Linked DNA regions of Homo sapiens: region 1 is linked to region 2. A link is an interaction called in ENCODE POLR2A ChIA-PET data of the cell type or tissue named here. Cell type or tissue: MCF 10A. All regions are shown on one strand. Links, peaks and the distances in the headings refer to the core of each region. The heading gives the core; the rest is flanking DNA. Region 1 overlaps SYMPK (symplekin scaffold protein). Region 2 holds the start of NANOS2 (nanos C2HC-type zinc finger 2).

The links. Peaks named below come from ENCODE experiments on the same cell type or tissue, not always from the same donor. Only the 100,000 strongest peaks of a DNase experiment are listed, where the experiment ranks them.
Region 1: POLR2A ChIA-PET joins it to region 2 with 5 read pairs; 4 of 35 experiments call an interaction of 5 or more read pairs at or near these places.

The regions. Positions count from the first base shown.
Region 1 is chr19:45,822,163-45,826,542 of GRCh38, reverse strand. It overlaps SYMPK (symplekin scaffold protein), which reads left to right. Exons shown (of 27, transcript NM_004819.3): 17 at 170-317; 18 at 1,212-1,372; 19 at 2,668-2,776; 20 at 3,071-3,171; 21 at 3,697-3,787. Among named protein-coding and RNA genes, the nearest start is that of RSPH6A, 9.0 kb to the right of the region's middle. In MCF 10A, for the core only: no CTCF peak of the experiment used is centred there; a DNase peak (open chromatin) is centred at 2,252.
Region 2 is chr19:45,913,090-45,917,469 of GRCh38, reverse strand. It overlaps NANOS2 (nanos C2HC-type zinc finger 2), which reads left to right and starts at 2,692. Exons shown (of 1, transcript NM_001029861.3): 1 at 2,692-4,256. The coding sequence starts at 2,777. The coding sequence ends at 3,193. In MCF 10A, for the core only: no CTCF peak of the experiment used is centred there; no DNase peak of the experiment used is centred there.

The sequences.
Region 1 (4,380 bases), core at 292-4,291, 91 kb after region 2:
AGGATATCTGCCTCCTGCACTGGGGACCAGCCCTGGGCCCTGGTAACAGCTGGGCTGCCCCTTCTCAGCCTCGGGCTTGTTTTCACGTGAGTGTTGCCATGCTCGCAGGAATAGCTGTTCTTCCTCTTACCTCTTCCCTGACCCTGCCCTTCTCCATCTTCCTCCTCAGGTGCGCTCCCAGGCCCTGCTGTTCATCAAACGCATGTATGAGAAGGAGCAGCTGCGGGAGTATGTGGAGAAATTTGCCCTCAACTACCTGCAGCTCCTGGTGCACCCCAACCCACCGTCTGTGCTGTTTGGAGCTGACAAGGACACAGGTTGGGCACAGGTCATCAGATGCATACTGAGCGCTGCTGTGTCCGCGCTCTGGGCCCTGCGAGCAGAGGGGATGAGTGGGGAAGCCACTCGGACACGAGTGACGGGAATGGGCAGGACTGGGACAGCCACCTGGGGGCTGTGGGAGTCAGGGTAGGGGGCATCTGGCCCAGCCTGGGGGGTCAGGGAGAGAGATCTGGAGGACGAGGAGAGCCAGCCATCGGTGGGGCCTGAGGAAGGACCAGGCAGGGCCATCTCAGGCAGGTTCCCTCAGCAGAGCCCTGGATTACAGACAGGTAGACTCAGACCCCGAGTAAATGGACCATTAAATGGGAAGGCTTGGGCCATGATAGGGCAGCACGGGAGGCCTGGCCCAGGTGCCAGGAAGCATTCCCAGGAGATGCACAGCCTTCGGGAGGCCCAGAAGCTGAGCAGGTGCCGTGGACCAGGCAAAGAGGAGGGTGGATGCAAAGGCAAAGAGACCAGGGCCCTCGGGACTGTTAGAATGGGTATGTGACCAACATGGAGGGCAGCAGAGCAGCAGCGGGCCGGGGCCACCCCATACAACACCTGGCAGACAGTGTGAGGCAGGGAGCTGGGGGTTTATTCTGAGGCCACAGGGCAGGCATGGCTGGGATTGGAGCCAGAGAGGGACAGGGTCAGGATCGCACTTTAGAAAGATCCTTCTAGTTGCCTTGTGTGTTGGCAGTCACGGGAGGCTGGAGGTGGGAAGTCCTGGTCCCCGCCATTTCCCTGCCCTAGAACAATTAGCTCCCCAGCCCCGGCTCCCTTCTCTGCCCTCCCCGGCTCCACTGCCCAAGAAGGGACATTCCTGAGGGTCCGAGGGGGTTGGAGAAGAGTGTGGGCCAATCTGATGCCCGCTCCTGCCCTGTCAGAGGTGGCAGCACCCTGGACGGAGGAGACAGTGAAGCAGTGTCTGTACCTCTACCTGGCCCTCCTGCCTCAGAACCACAAGCTGATCCACGAACTGGCGGCCGTGTACACTGAAGCCATCGCCGACATCAAGCGGACGGTGCTGAGGGTCATTGAGCAGCCGGTGAGGCCCCTGAGCCCACCAGGCCCTGCCCACCCACGGGCAAGGCTGTGTCCCCAGCTCCAGCTCTTCCCCAACCTGCTCCACCTCAGAGTGTGCCAAGCCCGAAGGGTGGTCACCCCGGGCCGACCCAGGCTGTGTAGCTTGCAGGCGGTCCGCATGTCACTCCTGAGGAAACGTCAAGTGGCCCGGCAGTTAGGAGCCTGGAGCTGATAGACCTGGGTTCGCGTTCACTTCTCGCTTTCTCACTGCGACCTTGGGCCCGTCAGTAAAAATGGGGAAGACGTTCCAGTCCCTCCACGCTGATGCAAGGAGTCCATGAACTCAGGCACATAAACCTCTGTGTTACTGTCACTTTATGAGCTGGCCTTCCCAGTGTTGCTAACGGGACTCTTTAGCTGTCATTACATAAACATAAGTCCTTCCTGCCCCTCTCTCTAGAGGCACAGGTCTGCCCACATGAGAAGCAGCTCAGTGACAGACTAGCACCTGAGATTAGAAGGTCTGCTCTTCCAGTTTGCAGCAGGATTTGAAACCACTTTTTTTCTTTCTGCCCCTGACATTTTTGGATTACAGAACATTTTCGTGATAAACGGGAGAGAGAAGTGTATGTTAATCCCCACCTATCTGCCATTTGGGTTCAGTGGGGCCCTTACCTGGAAAATGGGGATAACAGGCTTGTAGTTGGGAGGAAACAGATTTTTAGCCCCATTCTCAAGGTGGTCCAGCTGTGGAAAAGTGATCTCACTTTGCAGAAAAGTTATCTGGCAGGGCTGTGAGCTTCTCGAGGGCAGAGACAGTCGGTTTTAGTCAGGAGCGTAAACGTTACTGGGCAGAGGTGGAGCCTGGCCCTGGCTCCTGTTTGGCATTCACCGCAGAGCAGGCTCAGGAAGCAGCAGCAGGTGGAGCCTGGTCTGGGCTCGCAGCCAAGCCAGCTGCGCCTGAGAAACCGAGTCACGAAGCAGGTGGGTGGAGCCAGAAACATCTTCACCAGTGAACGAAGCACAGGGTGGGCATTCGAGGTCAGGTCAAGTCTGAGCCACAGAGGAGTGGCCCGCAGGAGGACAGCCCAGCCAGGGCTGGGAGCTGGAGCAGGCCCATGTCTGGAGGAGCTGCAGGGAGATGCCAAGGTTCTTCTGACTCTCCTGCCCTTCCCCACCTTTCCCCCGCCCTCCAAACCCTGTCACCTCAGTCTCACCCTGGGCGCCAGCATGCCCCGCAAGCCACCCTGCCGGGCAACACCTGACCCTCCCCTAAGCTCTCACCCTGGGTCTGGTCATCCCTGTCTCTGCCTCTAGATCCGAGGAATGGGCATGAACTCCCCGGAGCTGCTCCTGCTGGTGGAAAATTGTCCCAAGGGAGCAGAGACACTGGTCACGAGATGTCTGCACAGCCTCACAGACAAAGGTGACCCTGGAGACCCCCACCTTTCATGGCTTTCCTCCCTCTCCTTAGCCTTCCCCGGGCCCTGGGGATCTGAGCTGCTGGGTCCCCAGATGGTCGTACCTCTTGCGGGTCTGTGCCTGTCCTAGGGCCTCAGTTTCTCCATTTGGAACAGTGTGGTGCTAATTGCACGTGAGCAGCCAAGGGTGAAGTTGCCATCCCTTCCTGCACACCTGCCTGCTTCTCTTTCCTGGGTGCCCACCCTTTCCCACGCTCCCCTCCGCCTCCAACTTGGTGCCTCCTGCTGCTTCCATGCAGTCCCACCCTCCCCAGAGCTGGTGAAGCGGGTCCGGGATCTCTACCACAAGCGACTGCCAGACGTCCGCTTCCTCATCCCGGTGCTCAATGGGCTGGAGAAGGTATGGAGCTGGAGGCCTGTTTGTCCCTGCTACCTGGGACATGTGGGACTGGGAGGGGCAGGGCAGCACGTTGCTTCAGCAGCAGTTGAGCCAGAGGCACATAGCAGAGGGCAGAAGGCACCTTGCCTGTGGTCAGAAGTCATGGAAGCCGCCGACACCTGGGTACCCTGGAAATGCGGAGCAGCTCCTGGCCTCATTTGCATGGGCACCCGGGTGCCAATGGCTCTGCTGCTTCCTCCTCTACCTCAAGCAGGTCCCTTCCCCTCTTTGAGACTCGCTTTTCTCCTCTGTCAGACAAGGATCAGGATGCCTCTTGGGGGCACACACATGTGACATGCAGGGGGCTCAGATGGGGTGAGAGCTGGGGAGAAAGCTCCGCCCTGAGGGTGTGGTGAGGGTAGGAGGGGCTCAGTGAGCCAGAGCTTGCCCTCAGCTCCCCAGGGCGAGCAGAAGGGGTGGCTTGTCTAGAAGGGAAATGAGGGTGTATGTGACTCAACTCCCACCCCCACCACCTTCTCCCTGTAGAAAGAGGTGATCCAGGCCCTGCCTAAACTCATCAAACTCAACCCCATCGTGGTGAAGGAAGTCTTCAACCGCCTGCTGGGCACCCAGCATGGTAGGTGATGCAGCCTCATCCCCACCAAGAGGCCCACCCACCCCAGGTGCTGGGGCAGAAGGCAAGGTGCAGGCACCCCCCTCAGGGAGAGAGGGCACATCCTGCTCCCTGGGACACCAGCTGTACTGGACATCTCCATGTGTCCCGGAGCTCCCAGGCCACCCTCTGGGATATTTTTATGATGGTTTCATTCACAGCAGGGGCAAGACCGTGGAGCTAGGGGCGGAGGCTCCAGCAGCATCTTCCCTTTTAGGATCTGGCCACACACCAGCCCCTCTCAGGCCCGGCTCCAGTCTGGCCCCTCCTCAGATCTTGCCCGAATCCCTCAAGCTGTGGGCCAGGGGCATTTCGTTTTGACACAGTCAAAAAGAAACAAAACTTGAGGCGAGGCGGGCGGATCACAAGGTCAGGAGATCGAGACCATCCTGGCTAACACAGTGAAACCCCGTCTCTACTAAAAATACAAAAAATTAGCCAGGCGTGGTGGCGGGCGCCTGTAGTCCCAGCTACTCGGGAGGCTGAGGCAGGAGAATGGCATGAACCCGGGAGGCGGAGCTTGCAGTGAGCGGAGATCGTGCCAGTGCACTCCAGCC
Region 2 (4,380 bases), core at 307-4,306:
GGGATCTTCACTCCATTCTAGCCACTCCAGCCCCCTTGCTGTTCCCAAATTTCAGGATGTCTTTTTTTTTTTTTTTTTTTTGAGATGGATTCTCACTCTGTCACCCTGGCTGGAGTGCAGTGGCCCTAACTCGACTCACTGCAACCTCCACCTTCTGGATTCAAGCAATCCTCCTGCCTCAGCCTCCCAAGTAGCTGGGACTACAGGCACCCACCACTGCGCCCAGCTAATTTTATTTTATTTTATTTTATTTTATTTTATTTTTTATTTTTTATTACTTTTTTTTTTTTTTTTTGAGATGGAGCCTCGCTCTGTCACCCAGGCTGGAGTGCAATGGCATGATCTCAGCTCACTGCAACCTCCGCCTCCCAGGTTCAAGCAATTCTCCTGTCTCAGCCTCCTGAGTAGCTGGGATCACAGGCACCCGCCACCACGCCAGCTAATTTTTGTATTTTTAGGAAAGACGGGGTTTCACCATGTTGCCAAGGCTGGTCTCAACCTCCTGACCTCATGATCCGCCCACCTCAGCCTCCCAAAGTGCTGGGATTACAGGCGTGAGCCACTGTGCCCATCCTGCTAATTTTTGTATTTTTAGTAGAGATGGGGGTGGTTTCACCATCTTGGCCAGGTTGGTCTCGAACTCCTGACCTCAGGTGACCCACCCACCTCGGCCTCTCAAAGTGCTGGGATTACAGGCATGAGCCACCACACCCAGCCACAGTTTCCATATCCTGTGTTCCTCTTCCTGGAAGATTCTTCTTAGTGGTCTCAGCTTCCAAGTCCCATTCCTGAGCCAGCCACTCTTAGAACACCCGGTTCACAGGCCAGCAGGTCTTTACAGTCTAGCGTTTTCTCATTTACTGGTCGCTCTCCTGAACTCGTTCATGAAGCAGGCATAAGGTAGCCTTGGTCACTGCTGAATTTCCAGCACCCAATATGGAGCCTCAGTAACTATGTGTTGAATATCAAGGTGGCCCATGGAGACTGTGGGTGGAAGAAGAACCCCAGGTGCGGTGGGCGGGAGATGAGGCTTTTGCTCGTTCCAAAGGCCAGGAAGGATTTAAGACAATGGATGGGGCCAAGAAAGGGCTATTTTTTTTTTTTTTTTAGAGAGACAGGGTTGGCCAGACGCAGTGGCTTATGCCTGTAATCCCAGCACTTTGGGAGACCGAGGCAGGTGAATCACACCTGAGGTCAGGAGTTCCAGACCAGCTTGTCCAACATGTCAAAATCCCATCTCTACTAATACAAAAAATTAGCCAGGTGTGGTGGTGGGCACCTGTAATCCCAACTACTTGTGAGGCTGAGGCAGGAGAATCACTTGAACCTGGGAGGCGGAGATTGCAGTAAGCCAAGATTGTGCCACTGCACTACAGCTTGGGTGACAGAGCAAGACTCCATCTCATAAAAAAAAAGACAGGGTCCACTCTGTAGCCCAGGCTGGACTGCAGTGGCACAATCATGGCTCACTGAAGCCTAAACCTCCTGGGCTCAAGTGATCTTCCTGCCTCAGCCTCCTCACTAGCTAGGATTACAGGCACATGCCACCATGCCCAGCTGATTTTGTATTATATGTAGAAACAGGGTCTCACTATGTTACCCAGGCTGGTCTCAAACTTCTGGCTTCAAGTGATTCTCTAGCCTCAGCCTCCCAAAATATTAGGATTACAGGCGTGAGCCAGCATGCCTAGCCCAAGAGGGGGCATTCTAAGTGAGATTGTTCTGTGCCAAGTTCCTCTGCCACTTTTAACATCAATTCCCAGTTCCCAGAGTGATTATGAAACCCGACTCTGCCATTTCCTTGTTGTGTGACCTTGGATACATTCCTTAACCTCTCCAAGCTTCATATCTTTCTCTGTAAAATGAAAATACTAGGCCGGGTGCGGTGGCTCACGCCTGTAATCCCAGCGCTTTGGGAGGCAGAGACAGGTGGATCACCTGAGGTCAGGAGTTCGAGACCAGCCTGGCCAATATGGTGAAACCCTGTCTCTGCTAAAAATACAAAAAAAAAAAAAAAAAAAATTAGCCAGGCTTAGTGGTGGGCGCCTGTAATCCCAGCTACTCAGGAGGCTGAGGCAGGAGAATCACTTGAACCCAGGAGGCAGAGGTTGCAGTGAGCTGAGATCGTGCCATTGCACTCCAGCCTGGGCGACATAGCAAGACTCCGTCTCAAGTAAATAAATAAATAAAATAAATCAGGTCATGTTGTTATTATTATTTTTGTCTTTTTATTTTTTGTAGAGACAAGGTCTCGCTATTTTGCCCACGCTGGCCTAGAGGTCCTGGGCTCAAGCGATCCTCTTTCCTCAGCCTCCCAAAGTGCCAGGATTACAGGTGTGAGGCACTGCGCCCAGCCTGGCTGCTATGATGATTAGGAATAACTCTGAAGTCTATGAAGGGTGCAGCCCCTCCAGCCTAGGGGTGGGGGATATTTGCAGACATGGACTTTCTTTGAACAGATAGGGAAACTGAGGCACAGAGAATGGAAGTGTCTTCCCAGAGGTCACAGAGCACCTTGGCAGCAGAGCTGGGACCAGAGATCAGGGGAATGACCTCCTTCCACATCTCTGTGAAGAACTAAAGTCAGATGGGGGTTATGGGCAGGGAGTGAGCCCTTTAAATCCTAAGCTCCACCTTTACTTAGAAGAGTCTCTGGGCGTTATAAAAGGGGATGCAGCTCCCTTCTGCTCTGGGAAACGCCTGCTGCTCTTGCCCTTGCCCACGGGCCCCCAGCCCCAGCCCCTCTCCTGTGGCCCACCACCCCTGCTTTGGTGCCATGCAGCTGCCACCCTTCGACATGTGGAAGGACTACTTCAACCTGAGCCAGGTGGTGTGGGCGCTGATCGCAAGTCGGGGTCAAAGGCTGGAGACCCAAGAGATTGAGGAGCCAAGTCCCGGGCCTCCGCTGGGGCAGGATCAGGGGCTGGGGGCGCCAGGGGCCAACGGGGGCCTGGGGACCCTGTGCAACTTCTGCAAGCACAACGGGGAGTCCCGCCACGTCTACTCCTCACACCAGCTGAAGACACCGGATGGCGTGGTGGTGTGTCCCATCCTGAGGCACTACGTGTGTCCCGTGTGCGGGGCCACCGGTGACCAGGCCCATACGCTCAAGTACTGCCCGCTTAACGGTGGCCAGCAGTCCCTCTACCGCCGCAGCGGGCGCAACTCGGCCGGACGCAGGGTCAAGCGCTGAGCATCGTGAGATGCTCACCACCCGCACCCCTGACCCTCCTGGTCCATCCCACCCAAGTCCCTAAACTCTCTCTTCCAGTCACCCAGCCCTTTGGAATTTCTGGCCCCCAGAACTCCACCCTGGCTGGATCCTGAAACAGTGGAGGCTGCTGGGAGCCAGGCCAGCCCCGCCCCCTTGGACCTGTCAGCCCTCGGAGCTCTGGCCTGTGGGCGTTGGCCTGAGGGTCCTTGGTGCCGCGGGAACCCTTCCTGCACGGCCCTGTAGCGCCCTCTGGGCCCCGGTTCATGGATCTTTTGTCCTCGTGGGGCCTGCTGGTGACTGGAGCCCTGCCCCTTCGACTTCTCTGTTCCTTGTGGAGTTCTTGGATTTTTGAACCTCCAGGATTCCACGGTGCTGTCCCAAGCCAGCCCTTAGGAGATACTGAACAAGGCTGGCTGAGAAGTGCCTACTCAAGAACTTCAAGATGGGATGTCGACTTAAGACCAGCCTTCTCCATCTTCAGCCTCCTGCAGAACCACGGTGTCATCGTGGACCACGCCTGTTCATTCCTTCCCTGACCTCAGTACCCATCCGTCAGGAGCGGAGTAGGACTCTGGAGAGCACCGTATCACTGGAGGGCACCGTGTCTTCGCAGGCTCACCTGTGGATGGAGAGCCGTGGGGTGAGCTGACACCTTTCAATGCCCCCTGGTTGTTCTTCCCCTTGTTCAGCCCATTGCACCCGGTACCTGCCCCCATCCCCAAATCACCGATGGGTCCTTTCCCCCAGCGAGAAGCATATCTCTCGACCACCTCCCGTCCGACCCCCCAAATCGTGATAGTTGACTAAAGGACATTTTTTTTTCCTCCTGTGTTTTTCAACCTCCAACGTTCAAGTCAAGGAACCGCCGATAAGAAGGGGGTTTGAGTACCCGGATGGGAATGGCAATGGCCTAGCTTTTATTTTAGGGGCAAAGAGAAGAAGGGCCCCCGTCAGATTTTAAGTTGTTCAGTTTTTGGCACAGGGTCGGGACCCTGAGTATTGAGCTCTGGTGAATAAAAAGGTTTTCTAGTCGTCTTTGAAATGGCTGTATCTGTTTCCGTCTTTGGTTTGTTTGTGAGACAAGGTCTTGCTCTGTCGCCCAGGCTGGAGTGCAGTGGTGCGATCTTGGCTCACTGCCCGGATTCAAGTGATTATCCTCCCTCAGC